Regions from separate parts of the Homo sapiens genome. Here region 1 is linked to region 2. A link is an interaction called in ENCODE POLR2A ChIA-PET data of the cell type or tissue named here. Cell type or tissue: MCF 10A. All regions are shown on one strand. Links, peaks and the distances in the headings refer to the core of each region. The heading gives the core; the rest is flanking DNA.

The links. Peaks named below come from ENCODE experiments on the same cell type or tissue, not always from the same donor. Only the 100,000 strongest peaks of a DNase experiment are listed, where the experiment ranks them.
Region 1: POLR2A ChIA-PET joins it to region 2 with 14 read pairs; 1 of 35 experiments calls an interaction of 5 or more read pairs at or near these places.

The regions. Positions count from the first base shown.
Region 1 is chr7:42,289,242-42,296,765 of GRCh38, reverse strand. No RefSeq gene overlaps it. Among named protein-coding and RNA genes, the nearest start is that of GLI3, 56 kb to the right of the region's middle. In MCF 10A, for the core only: no CTCF peak of the experiment used is centred there; a DNase peak (open chromatin) is centred at 3,635.
Region 2 is chr7:42,667,887-42,675,410 of GRCh38, reverse strand. It overlaps LINC01448 (long intergenic non-protein coding RNA 1448), which reads left to right. Exons shown (of 3, transcript NR_110833.1): 2 at 2,440-2,626. Among named protein-coding and RNA genes, the nearest start is that of LINC01448, 35 kb to the left of the region's middle. In MCF 10A, for the core only: no CTCF peak of the experiment used is centred there; a DNase peak (open chromatin) is centred at 3,620.

The DNA of each region.
Region 1 (7,524 bases), core at 995-5,994, 380 kb after region 2:
CAACAGTAATCATAGGTATTTTCATTTTACACTACAGATGTTGCAGATTGCTTTATATATCACTTCCACTCAGTTTTACTTCAAAATTATTGTAGTTATTTGACCCATTGCTAGAGCTTGGTATCTAATGTTAACAAAAAGCACATAAATTACTATACAAAATGACTTTTAAAAATATTTTAACAACTGTATTTTGACAACATTAGCTTCCTTTTTAATCATGTGTATTTCATATTATACATTTAAAATGTTTTTCTGAGGTGTTTACACCTGTAATCCCACACCATGGGAGGCCAAAGCAGAAAAATCACTTGAGGTCAGGAGTTCGAGACCAGCCTGGGCAACATGGGGAAACCTCATCTCTACTAAAAATGCAAAAAAAATTAGCCAGGCATGGTGGCGCATGCCAGTAATCTCAGCTCCTCGGGAGACTGAGGTGGGAGAATCACCTGAGCCTGGGAAGTCTAGGCTGCAGTGAGCTATGATGGCACCACCGCACTCCAGCCTGGGTGACACAGCAAGACCCTGTCTCAAAAAAGAAATCCATGGCACAGAAAATATTAAAAATAATACAAGAGACAATCCTCATAACACTGAAGTAGGGAAAGTACTAACCACAAAAGAAAAAAGATGAGAGAAGAAAACAAAATTCTCAGAATGAAGAATTTCTACAAACAAAAGAAACTTGAAAGAAAGTAAAACTGCAAGCCACAGAATGAGAGAAAAATATTTGTAACACATGTAACCAAATAAAGCTTTTGCCCAAAACACACAAGGAACGCCTACATTAATAAGACAAGATACACAACTCAAGAGAAAACTGGACAAGAGCCTTGGACAGGTACTTCACAAAAATAAGAAATTCAGGTAACCAATACACTTGTGAAAAGATGGTCAGCCTCACTAATAATGAAAACAATGTTTTTAAAAGTTAAAACCACCATAGTATACTGTTATACACTCACCAGAATGGCTAAAGTGGGGAAAACACAGAAAAATAAACCGTCATTATGGATGTGGAGCAATAGAAACTCACATACATCACTTGGGAAAATGGGAAAATGGTACAACTATTTTGGAAAACTCTTTGACGTCAGCTACTAAAATTGAAAATACATCACACCATGATCAAAACATTTCACCCTTGATTAATATTTAACAGAAATGTTGCTCCAAGAGGCAGGTACAAGAATGTTTACAGCAGCATTGTTTAGAATGACCCCAAACTGTAAGCTGAAATGTCCTTTAATAGTAGATATACAAATTATAATTTATCCAAACACTGGAATTCTGTACAGTAATGAAAAGGAACAGAATACAGTTACATGCAGCAACATTGATGAGTTTCACGAATACATAATGTTGAGCAGCAGAAGCTACAAACAAAAGAATATCTTACTAGATTGATGCATTTATGTAGAGTTCAAAATATATGCAAAACTAAACTGCAGTGCTTTGATGGGAAAGAAAAGCAAAGAGGTGATTACAACCATAGTTGGGATCATGGTGATCTCTGGGAGAAGGGAAGGATGGTGCCTCGGTGAGTTCACAGAGCAGCTCCCAGAGTGCAGGCAGAGTACTGTCCTTGCCCCTACATGGTGGTCGCATGACCGCTCATTTTGGACTATACCACTGAGCTGTACTTTTCTGTTTTGTGCAAGTTCTGCTGGGAAAAGAAAACAGTAGATGTACAGAGTTGGCAATTTATTTTACAGTAAAAATGTTAAAATAAAAAGTGATATATGTTTTTCATAGGATAAGGTTCAGGCAGTGCAAAAGGCTGGATGGTGAAAATGGAACATCTATCACTAGAGATAACTGGTAGTGTTTCTTGTTTATCTTTTCAAAGTTTTTCTATGCCTAAGCAGTTAGAGATACAGATAGAGAGATGGAGAGATGATAAGGAAGGGGAGAGGGAGGAGATAGATAGTTGAAAGAGAAAGCAACAAAGAGAGAGAGACCTTCTAAAGGAAAAACATACTATACAAAGAGAAACATACTGTATTCACACTGTTCTGCATCATGCCTTTTTCATTGAACTAAATATCTTGGAGGTTCTTCCATATAAGCACATACAAATGTAGCAAGTTCTTTTTAATGACAATATTATACCTGTATAAATTTACCATAATTTCTTTATTATTATTGATAAAAAAAAATTTTTTTTTGAGATGGAGTCTCACTCTGTTGCCCAGGTTGGAGTGCAGTGGTGCGATCTTGGCTCACTGCAACCTCCACCTCCCAGGTTCAAGCAGTTCTCCTGCCTCAGCCTCCCAAGTAGCTGGAACTACAGCCGGCTAATTTTTTCTGTATTTTTAGTAGAGACGGAGTTTCACCATGTTGGCCAAGCTGGTCTTGAACTCCTGACCTCAAGTGATCTGCCCGCCTTGGCCTCCCAAAGTGCTGGGATTACAGGCATGAGCCACCATGCCCAGCCCATTATTGATAGAATTTAGATTGCTTCCAGTCATTTACCAATACAAAGAACTTTATAATGACCACCTTTATATGCAGTGCACTGATACATGAAAGTATGTGTAGGTAGGTTTCTGGAAGAAGCATTGCTAGGTCACAGGGCATGTTGATAGCTACTGATCTCCAAAATGTTGAATCAATTTACATCCTACCAACAGTGTATGAGAGAATCTGTTTCCCAACACTCTCCTCAATACTCTGTATTATTAAATGTTTTGATCTTTGCCAATTAAATATGTAAAAATTGGCCTCCAGTTTAAACTTGCACTTCTTTTGTTAAAAATAAGTGTGCATCTTTTCACATATTTATACATGTTGCTGTTTCTTTTTCTATGAACTCTTCATTTATAGCATTTGCCTACTTAAAGATTTGGAATAGATAATGCATTTCCTTGGTTGAGAAGTCAAAAGATATGAAATAAGACACAATAACATTTCCCTCCCATCCCATCTTCCGCCTACACAATACCCCTTTCTTATAAGCAACCAATTCCATGATTTTCATATATGCCCTTCCAAAGAAATTCTATGTGTAAGCATACAAATATATGCATATGTACATGCATGTGTGTGTTTCCCTCTTTTTTTTCCCCAAACGGTAGGGGGAAGATGGAATGGGAGGGAAATATTATTGGGTTATTTTTCCCTGTACACATTCTTCTGCCAAAGATTTTCAAAGATTTTTGAGGCCTTCCCCAATCCCAGCTGACCAAGTGGAGGCATGCGATAGGCACAATAATTTCTACCATCTAGATGCAGCACAGGAGGCTTCACTGTGGATGGCAGGAAGAAACCAGGAGAAAGAGGTCTGTTTCTAAGAAGTGTTTCTCATAAGGCTCTGCCCTGAAGCTATTTCTTCCCATCAGAAACCACAGGACCGGATAAACAGCCCCTCCCAAAGTGCTGAGAAAAGCAAACAGTGGATGTACAGCAGTGACCTGAGCACATCGAGACGGACACAGCACAAACGTGGGGGTCGTAGACAGCAGCAGGATGAAGGATTGCCAGTCAGGGAGCACACAGGTGAGAATGTAGCTAGCAGTTAGCACAGCCAGCCTGGCAGCAAACCAAAAGCAGAACTCCAACCCAGGAAGGTAGCTGCCAGTCCTCTCCCTGGGTACACAGTGATGCAATGCCAAACTCGCAGAGGACAGACAAGCACGAAACAGATTGTGGGAGTGGGACACGGACTTGCATTGGGAAGATGCAGAGTGGCTGACATTCTAGAAGAGACAGTGAGTCAGGCACTGAGGGTGGGGCTTAGTCCCATACCAGGATCCCAACTGAGACATGGCCTCTGGGCACCATGATTAACCAGTAGGAATTAGTGTTTAAACAAGATCTTACCTGCACTCTGCATATTGTAATTAGCTATGTGCATGTTTAAATTAATTAGGGCACAGTTTTGTATGTACCTTGCCCATAGGATTGTTTGGTTCTGCTCTACTTAAATCCTTTCTTGTTTTTCTATATTCCTAATCAAATAACTTCATCAATTGTTGGGGAACTGAAACCTCTAAATGAATTACCCAAACTGAGCATGGGTTGTGACTATGAATACTTCCATGGACTACCTTTAGAGTCGTTTATTCTTCTAGTCTACTCTGATCAGTACTAAGCACCTACTGTGTTCCAGACAACATGATAGGAGCAGAGGACATGACAAGTGGAGTAGGTACAGTTCCTACACTCAAGGAATCCAGTCTGTTTTGGGGAAGAGAGACATAATTAAAATGGATAATTAAAATCCAGTATAAAAAGTTCTGCAATAAAAAATATTAACTGAGTGTCTAAAGAGTGCAATGGATGGAGCCACCAGTTCTGCCTGAAGTTATCAGGAAAGGATTCCCAGAGGAAATGACACTTGAGCTAGGTCTTAAAAGGGATTACAGGAGTCTTCTAGGCAGAGAAGTGGAAGAAGGCATTGTTGGCTGGGAGAATAGTGTGTGTATAAAAGCACAGTTATATCTGGGCATAGCATCTCCTGAGAGGACTTAGAAGTTCACTGTAGCTGAGGCAAAGGTGCATGGTGAGAGGAGGTGAGGGAAAAGAGGTACGTAAGGCCCAAATTGCTAAAGCATTTGGGAAACCAACAAACCCAGCCCTGACAGGTTTGACTGATAGGAACTAGTGGCCAAATGTCCACCTAGGAAGGTAATGCAATCAACCTAGGAGAACACTGAGGGCCACCAGTGATGCAGGCACAGGGAATATACAATCTAACTAGGACCTTACTGTAATGGAATTTTGCAGGTTAAATTTTGCACATCAGTGAGGAGAAGGAATTAACTCTCCCATCCTTACCCTTATAGCAGTGATTCTCAACCAAGGGGCATCGCGACAAAATTGTCCCAGCTGGTGGATGCTGCAGGCATTTAGTAAGTAGAGGCTGCTAAACATCCTAGCATACACAGGACTGCCCCCACAACAGAGAACTACCCAGTCCAAATGTCAATAGTACTGAGGTTGGGAAACCTGCCCTATACATAATAGAAATATTTTACCCACATATGGATTGCACATTGGAGGCACTAGTGCATAATAGTTACATCCCTTTTAAAATCCAAGAAATGTAGAGGAACTGTTTATATCTTTTTCAGTCTTTCCATCTTTTGCCTCCTGCTCTCACTTTTAGCTTCCTGAACTACCATGTTAGCAGCTTCTTCTGTACTGCAGTGTCCTCTCTCAAGTTCTTGGCCTCACACCCCTTTACTCCCATAGTAATACCTGGCATTCACATTAATATTGTGCTTCACAGTGTCTGACATGCTCTCGCTCATGCTTTGTAATTTTAGGCACACGTAAGTGCTATGAAGTAAGTAAGACAGGCATCGTAAGCACAGTTTGCAGGTGAGGATCTCTGGATCACATGGCCAGCATGTGCTCAAGCCAGGCCTCCAATTTAAACGGACTCCTGAATCAAAGCCTCCTCACCCACACATTACAGCAGGTTGCCTTCACATTTTTTAACTGGGGACTAAAATATGCCTTAAATGTCTGAACAATGTTTAAGCAATTTCAGTGTTTAATGTATTTATGTATTTGATGATTCTTCACTTATACAGCTGGCCTTACCAGGTCTGTTTGCTGTATGCTGTGTCTTTTGAAAGACTGTTATAGGTGAGAATGGCCCTTAGCGTTGATGGCCTCCTTTCATCTGGTGGATCTACTGCTTTCTGCAGTAACCACAGTCATGCATAGGATACCTAAAGAGCATCTGCCCAGCCTCAGGATCTGCATGCTTAAGAGGGAGTTCTTGGTAGTCATGATTGACTCCCCCTAGTACTGTAAGAGAGTCGAGGGCCATATACGTTAATCAGTTGGGCCAATCAGAGTGAGAATTTGACATTGAGACTGCAAATAGGATTTAGCCTCCCCCCAGGTGGCTGAAACTATGACATGTAAACATGGGACCTATTGGTTTTCATATCTTTCTAGCATGTGGACAAAAAAATCCAAAACAAAAGTACAAAAACTAGTTTGCAGAAACAGGATAATGAAGCAAATGATTAAAAATAAAAAGAAATGGTTATCTATATACAAAAGAACAAAGTTGGACCTCTTCTTTATACTACGCACAAAAATTAACTCAAAGGGAATCATAGACCTAAATGTAACTGCCAAAATGATAAAATTCTTAGAAGAAAACATAGGAGTAAATTTTTGTGACGCTGGGGTAGGCAATACCTTCTTAGACATGACAACAAAAGCACAAGCAACATGAAAAAAATGATAAACTGGACTTCATCAAAATTAAAGACTTTCGTGCTTTAAAGGACATTACAAAGCTAAATAACCCACAGAATGAAACAAAATATTCTAAATCATATATCTGATAAAAAGAATTGCATCCAGAATCTATCAAGAACTCTTATAACTCAATAATAAAAGGACAACCCAATTGAAAATCAGATTTAAAAAATCTGGATAGATCCAAAGAAGATATTAAAATGCCCCCATAAGGTCAGAAAAAGATACTTAACATCATTAGTCACTATGGATTAATCAGAACCACAGTGGTATACTACTTCCCACCCACTAGGATGCCTATAATCAAAAAAGCAAAAACTAACAAGCATCAGCGAGGATGAGGAGAAATTGGAACTCTTACACATTACTGGTGGGAATGTAAAATTACTCAGCCACTGTGGAAAACAGTTAGGCAATTCCTCAAAATGTTAAATGCGAAGTTGCCATATGATCCCACAATTCCACTCCTACTTATATATCCGAAAGAATAAAAGCATGTGTTAACACAAAAATTTATACACAAATGTCCACAGCAGCATTATCCATAAGAGCCAAAGAGTAAAAGCAACCCAAATGTCTATCAACGGTTGAATGTAGATAAAGGTGGCATATCCATACAATGAAATATTTGGCAATATAAGTGAACAAAGTACTGATAGACACTACAGCATGGATGAACCTTGAAAATATTACAGTAAATGAAAAAAGCCAGACCCAATAGCCCACAAATTATGTGATTCCACTTGCAGGAAATGTTCAGAATAGGCAAATCAACAGAGACAGAAAGCAAATAGTGGTTACCATGAGCTGGTGGGGTTTGGAGGGCCATGAAAAGTGAGCCATTAGGCACATGGGACTTCTTTGGGGGATGATGACATGCTCTCAAATGGATTGGGGTGATGATTGCACAACTCTATAAATATACGAAATACTGTTGAATTGTAAACTTTAAATGAATAAATTTTATGACTTGTGGTAGGAGTAGGAAAAGCTATGATCTTGGGCTTAGCAAAATGTCAAAAGAGATGTCAAAGATTGAGAAATAAAAGAAAAAATGAGGTCAGGATTCAAACGGATACAAGAATAGAGCACAAAACCAAGTGGGGAGAAGCACTAAAGTAACAGGTGTCTTACTCCATTATTACTTATTATGGAATTCCTGAAAGTGAGCAGTTTGTAAAATAAAGGAATTTATTTCTTACGGTTTTAGAGGCTGAGAAGTCCAAGGTCAAGGAGCTGCATTTTGTGAGGGCCTTCTTGCTAAAGGGGACTCTCTGCAGAGTCCAGAGGCAGTGCAGG
Region 2 (7,524 bases), core at 1,436-6,435:
ACTACTTCTTCAAAAATCTACTTCTTTGCTATTCTACAGAAGAAAATGTGTGCTTCTCTCTCTCCTTGTTTTACTCACTTATTGACTTGTGCTATGGTCTGAATATATGCATCTCCCTAAAATTCATAAATTTGTATGTTGAAATGTTAATGCCCAAGGACATGATATTAGAAGGTGGGGGCCTTTGGGGAAATGATTAGGTCATGGGATTGGTGCCCTTATAAAAGAAGCCCAGAGGGCTCCCTTGCCGGTTCCACTATGTGAGGACACAGTGAAGAGATGGCTGCCTTTGAACCAGGAAGCGGGTCCTCACTGGACACCAAATCTGCTAGCACCTTGATTATGGACTTCCCAACCTCCAGAACTGTGAGAAATAAATATGCCTCGTTTGCAAAAGTTGATAGATGAGTTATAAAACCAATTTACCAAACTACCATGTTAATGGCTGAGTAAAGTTTTGAATCGTTTTAGTAGAATCCCCAATGGATCCAAGTTTATGGGCAGAAGGCCAAATGTCTGTGTTTTATTCCCCAGCTTAGATTTCTGGGGGTTTCTAAATAATGTCAGTCCTTTTCAGTGGTGTCATCTTTTCTAGGGAAGGTCTGGGCTCTAGAAATGCCCTGTGTGCTGCTTGCTGGGGATTTATGGCTGAGTGTCTCTGGTGGATTCAGGCCATCCTTTCTGGGAATTTTGGCAGCATTTGCAACTGCATTCCTGCAGCATAGCCTACTGTATAGCTCCTGTCCTAGGACCTGTCATCTGTCTTCATGGTTTCTCAAGTATTATGTTCTCCTCTTTTTGATTGAATTTTTTGTTTTCCCAAGGCACATTCTTTAGTAGCTTTTAAAGAATAGGTACATGAAAAGCACATTCTCTAAATCCTTGCAGGTATGAAATTTCTATTTTGCATGTACACTTTATGAATAGTTTGAAGGATTTAGTTGTTCTTGTTGAATGTAGTTCATCCATCATAACATTTATCCTTTTAAGTTGTGCCATTCAGTGGTTTTAGTGCATTCACAAAGCTGTGCACTCATCACCACTATCTAATTCCAGAACATTTTCATGATTGACTGGGTACTTAATTTTAGGTATTTATGTATCCAATCTCCTATAAAAAATGGAATTGGGAGTAAGGACGACACATCATATACCTAGTGCTAGGCAAAAGCAGTTGTTCATGTACGTAAACATAAATGGAACTCTAGAGACTGCCACTGGGCTTGATGAAGTAACAGGCTATTTTGGGAAAGCCTGTGTGGTTAGTGTCAGGCCTCTGAGCCCAAGCTAAGCCATGGTATCCCTTGTGACGTGCACGTATACGTCCAGATGGCCCAAAGCAAGTAAAGAATCACAAAAGAAGTGAAAATGGCCAGTTCCTGCCTTAACTGATGACATTCCACCACAAAAAAAGTGAAAATGGCCGGTCCCTGCCTTAACTGATGACATTACCTTGTGAAATTCCTTCTCCTGGCTCGAAAGCTCCCCCACTGAGCACCTTATGACCCCCACCCCTGCCAGCCAGAGAACAACCCCCTTTGACTATAATTTTCCACTACCTACCCAAATCTTATAAGACGACCCCTCCCCTATCTCCCTTCACTGACTCCGTTTCGGACTCAGCCCGCCTGCACCCAGGTGATTAAAAAGCTTTATTGCTCACACAAGCCTGTTTGGTGGTCTCTTCACATGGACGTGAGTGAAAGTCAGGATCTGTGGGCAACCTACAGGAGCTGAGGGAGCCTCCAACTAATACCAGCAAGATGCTGGGACCCTCAGTCTTAAAACTGCAAGGAAATTAATCTGCCAACAGTCTGAGTGAACTTGGAAGCAGATTCTTCCCTAGTGGAGCCTCCAGGTGAAAACACAGCTCAGGCAATCTCTTGATTACAGCCTTGTGAGATTCTAAGCAGGAAATTCACCTAAGCTGTGTCCAGAATCCTGACCCACAGAAACTGTTTCCAGAATACCGACCCACAGAATCTGTGAGATAATAAATGTGTGTTACTTTAAGCTGCTAAGTTTCGTGGTAATATATTACATAGCAACAGAAAACTAATACATTTGACCTCAACATCTTCCTATTGTTCATTTTAGTGATTGTTCCAGCATGGGGCAGCCAACCTTCATTCAGCATTTGTCAGCACCAAGAATGGGGCCTTCAAATTGAAGGAAAGGCCCTAAGATGTTATAAATTTACTCCAGCTTTTGAAGAAGTCATTATTCTTCACATTCCTTTGAGGACAATAGTTTGGAAGTCCAAAAGCAAATCTGCAAGGTCTTGACATGATGAATGTCTTCATGAGTCTTCCCTACCATAGGCAAAGAGCTGAGGAATACGGAGCTGATACCAGCATTGCCATTGCTAGGACTGAAAATATGAAAGAGGCAGAAGGTATCATTTGTTGCAATCCCATATTTGTTTGTTTGTTTTGATAGATGAGGAGACTGAAGCCCACAGAGATCTGATAGAAAACAGCTGGATGTGCTAACAGAGCATCAGACTTGGAATCAGGTGGATCCTAGATTGGCTACTTCCTAACCTCAGAAAAGTGACATAATGTCTATGGTGAAGTCATCCATCTGAAACACAATGCAGTGAAATCCACTTTAAATTTTGATTGTGGTGAGTAATTAGCAACATGTAAAGCATTTAGGATGAGGTGGCATTTAGTACACGCTCAAGTTTCTTCCTAAACTTCCTGTTTTCACTTGCTCATGGTCACAAAGTTAGTTACACCTAGAGGTAAAACGACTCCAAAGTTGTTTTTTTGTTTGTTTGCTTGCTTAACTTTTCCATCCTAATTCCTGCAGTGCTTCTCCTGGAGGAGTCTGCCCAGTCCTGACCCAGGCTGCTGTGCAGCACAGCTAATGCTAGTGCTGAATGTCAGCCACCCACCTGACTCTGGGGCCAAACCTGCACCCTGAGCTTTGGAGCCAAGCAGGAAACAAATATCCAGGGGAATGAAGTGTAGGATTTCATTTATTTATTGGAATTTGCTTTTCTGTATTAAGTTCTGCTGTTATCAGTCTTGCAGGAATCTTCTAGGAAACATGACTTGAGGCATGTGCTGCTACTTTGCTCCAATTTGCACTGGACCAGATACTCATGACTTCTCCTGGTTTTCACACTCCTTGATTTGGATGGAGCATGATAGTTAAACACTGAGAGCATGGTCTTCACTGCCTGAGTTTCACATTGTTCTGAGGGGCCTTTTTATGCTTCCCAGGGACAGGTTTTCCTGAGTCTTCACTAAATTTTCTGGGCAGAAGGAATAGCAGAAAAAGCACAGAGATGGGAAAACATTTGGAGTTTTTGAGGAACTAAAAGAAGGCCAGTGTGTTTGGAAAATGATAAATATATGTTAGAGAGGTGGTAAGTGAAACTGCAGAGGTGGAGAGGGCTGAGCTGAGCAAATCCCTGCAGGTTGTGGTGAGATGCTTTTCCCTAATTGAGATGAGGTTTTTACTTTTTAACAATCCAATTAATCAAGTAAACGACAAAGCTTAAGCAATAGAGCATGACTAATAGTGTCAAACACCTTCTTGTGCCTCTCATTGTTACTACTCCCATCCTTCCCCAGCTAAGTTTCCACTATTGTGAAATTTACATTTATGAATCACTTGCTTTTGGTATGGTTTTGCCTCATAAGAATGCTTTCCCAAACACAGATATTGTGATGCTTCATATAATTTTGACTTTTATGGAAAAGGAACAGTTCTACCTGTCTTCTTTGGCAACTGTATTGATGTCTCAACTTTTCATTTTCCCAACTCACCCATGTAGATGTGTGCCAGTGTAATTATATTTCGCTATGTATAGTATTCTATTGCATGGCTATACCTATAGACAGCAGCTGTTTCCAGTTATTATTACAACAAATACTGGTGTTATGTACATGTCATATTGGATATGCTTGCAAGCATTTCTCTGGGACATAAAATAAGAGTAAAATTCCTGAGCCATACCTTATGCATATCTCCAAATTTAAGAGAAAATGCCAAATTGTTTTCTAAAATGGTTGAACCAGTTTACATTGTCAGCAACAGAGTATGAATCCCCATTGTTCTACATGCTCACAAAATGTTTTTCATTTCTTAAAATTTACCAATCTTTTGGGTTTAAGAGTGTATGTCATGATTTTAATTTGCCTTTGGTTCATTATTAACAAAATTGAGCATCATGTCATTTGTTAATTTGTTTTCATTTTTTTTAATGTGTTGCCTATTTATATTCTTGCCAATTTTCATGTTACTTTTTAAAATTGATTTATATAAGTCCTTTCAAAATATTAGATAATAATCCCTTTCGGAGATCATGCATTGAAAATATTTTTGCCTGGGCACGGTGGCTCATGCCTGTAATCCCAGCACTTTGGGAGGCCGAGGTGGGTGGATCACGAGGTCAGGAGATCGAGACCATCTTGGTTAACACAATGAAACCCCGTCTCTACTAAAAATACAAAAAATTAGCTGGGTGTGGTGGCGGGCGCCTGTAGTCCCAGCTACTGGGAAGCTGAGGCAGGAGAATCGCATGAATCCGGGAGGTGGAGCTTGCAGTGAGCTGAGATGGCGCCACTGCACCCCAGCCTGGGCGACAGAGGGAGACTCCGTCTCAAAAAAAAAAGAGAATATCTTTGCCCAATTTGTGACCTTTTTAGGTTTAATGATAACAAGTTCTTTCGTAATAATAATAGATTCTTTCATAAACAGATATTTATAATATGTACATAGCAGAATTTATTTTCTTTTGAGTTTTGCTTTTTGTATCTTATTTACTGAATCCTTTTTTTCCTGGAGATAATAAAGATCCACCTTCTCTTCCAAAGTTATCAAGTTTTATTTTTAAGTCTTTAATTCATCTGGAATTAATTTTTCAGTTGGCATAGGGGTATAAGTCTCTTATTTATTTTTCTATGAGATTAATCCATCGGTCAAGCACTAGGAATTAAATCCTTTTCCCATTGCTCTGCCATGCTTCTTCTGTATATAATATTTATTGTATCTGAAGTTGTTCTGGATCTCTTCCTACTGTCCTGCTTTTCTTAGATGTTTGCTTAAGAATTTCTTACACTATTTCAGAAGTTTGGTGATTTTTTTAAAAAAGATTTCTATGCAGCATTTTAAATTCTTTTCAGTAGGAAGTTTAGTCTAAAGAGCTGGCCTGCCATTTTCAACATCTGCAGATTATTTAACTTTAAATCAGTCCTACATTTCTGGGATAAACTCAATTTAGCCATTGCATATTTATTTTTAACGCTGGTGAATTTGTACTGTCAAATTATGTTTAGGATTTTTGCATACATATTTATGAGTGGTACATAATGTTCTTGTACATAATTTTCTTGTACATAATGTTCTGTTTATTTTGTCATACTAATCTTAGGTTCATCATATAATGAGTGAGGAGTGCACCACCATTTATGCTCTCTGGAAGACTTTAAATAACACTGGAATACTTTGTGATTTGAAAGTTTGGTAAAATTTTCCAGTGCAATATTTTGGGCTTGGTGTTTTCTTTCTGGGAAGATTTTAACCAATTGATTCAATTTCTTAATGTTGCAAGATTTTTCTTGCATTCTATTTGCTAAGTTATATTTTGTAAAAACATGCCATTTTCTAAGTATTTAAATATGTTGATTAAGGTTGACTTTTAAAAGCATTTTCTTTATATTGTTCATGTATGCCTTTTCTTCCTTTTGTCTTGAGCAATGTCCTTAGAGCTTTGTCTCATAATTCTTTTCTGATAACCAGCTTTAGGCTTTGTTCATTGTTTTAAATTTTATTTTCTATTTCATTAATATCTGATATCATACTTATAGCTTCTATCTACTCTATCTACTTTTTTTTTTTTGAGTTGGAGTCTCACTCTGTTGCCCAGGCTGGAGTGCAGTGACACAATCTCAGCTCATTCCAACCTCTGCCTCCTGGCTCAAGCGATTCTCCTGCCTCAGCCTCCCAAGTAGCACGGATTATAGGCATGCACCACCATGCCCGCCTCAGCCTCCCAAAAGCCTCCCAAATCCCATGCTAGGATTACACATGTGAGCCACCACACCCAGCCCTCTTCTATCTGTTTTTTTAAAGTTTATTTTGTGATTCTTTCTGCAGCTTCTTTAGCTGAATACTTAGCTCATTAATTTTATTTCTCCTTTCTTTCTAATAAGACATTTAAGACTAAACATTTTCCTCTAAGAAACACTTTAGATTTAACCCATTTTAAGTTTTAAAATGTAGTTTTTATGTACCATTCCATTCCAGTAGTTCATACTTTAAAATATGATTTTGACTTTTACTTGTGCATTATTTAGAAGCACATTTTAAAATTTCCGTATAAATACAGTCTTTTTTTTTTTTTTTTTTTTTTGAGACAGAGTCTAGCTCTATCACCCAGGCTGAAGTGCAGTGAGTGATCTCAGCTCACTGCAACCCCCTACCTCCCGGGTTCAAGCGATTCTTCTGTCTCAACCTCCCGAGTAGTAGCTGGGACTACAGGCGTGCGCCTTTTTCTTAGCCATCTTTTCGTTTTTAGATTTGTAAATTAGTTCCATTGCTGTCAGAAAACACAATCTGGCTGATACCAGATTTGCTGAGATTTTTTAAGAGCTTAGTATGTAATGTTGTAATAAATATTACAGTGTATATAAAGCAGATAGAAAATGTATATTCTTTAATTATTGAGTACTTAGTTTTCTATCTACTTATCTATGTATTTATCTCTCTCAAGCCTGTAAATTGTATTGTTCAAATTTCCTGTATCTCTACTATTGGGGATGTTAGTTTGACTTATCAATAACAAATGTTAAGTGATTCCCACTATGATAGTGAATTTGTCAGTTTCTCTTTGTAATTTTATTTATTTATTTATTTATTTATTTATTTTTTGAGATGGATTTTCGCTCTTGTTGCACAGGCTGGAGTACAATGGCACAACCTTGGCTCACTGCAACCTCTGCTTCCCGGGTTCAAGAGATTCTCCTGCCTCAGCCTCCCGAGTAGCTGGGATTACAGGCATGCACCACCACGCCGGGCTAATTTTGTATTTTTAGTAGAGACGGGGTTTCTCCATTTTGGTCAGGCTGATCTCAAACTCCTGACCTCAGGTGATTCACCCTCCTCGGCCTCCCAAAGTTCTGGGATTACACACGTGAGCCACCACACCTGGCCTCTCTTTGTAATTTAAAAAATAATTTTGTTTGTATACTTGAGATATTAGGTTACTTGATTCCTAGTAATGTGAAATTTTTTCATTGTGTAGCAACTTTTTTACTCTCCAATAAATAATCTTATATGAGAAATCTATTATGTCTGAAATTCACAGAACTACACTTACTTTGTTTGGTAATTTGTTTAGTACATTATTTCTATCCTTTTATATTTAATCATCTAATATCCATGATATCTTCTTCTTATTGTACAAATGTCTATTTTCTATATAGTCAACAATTGTCTTTTTTTTTATTTGTTTAGTTTCATACAATATGACGTATCCAAACTCTCTCCTGTTTAACAAAGCCACCTGTA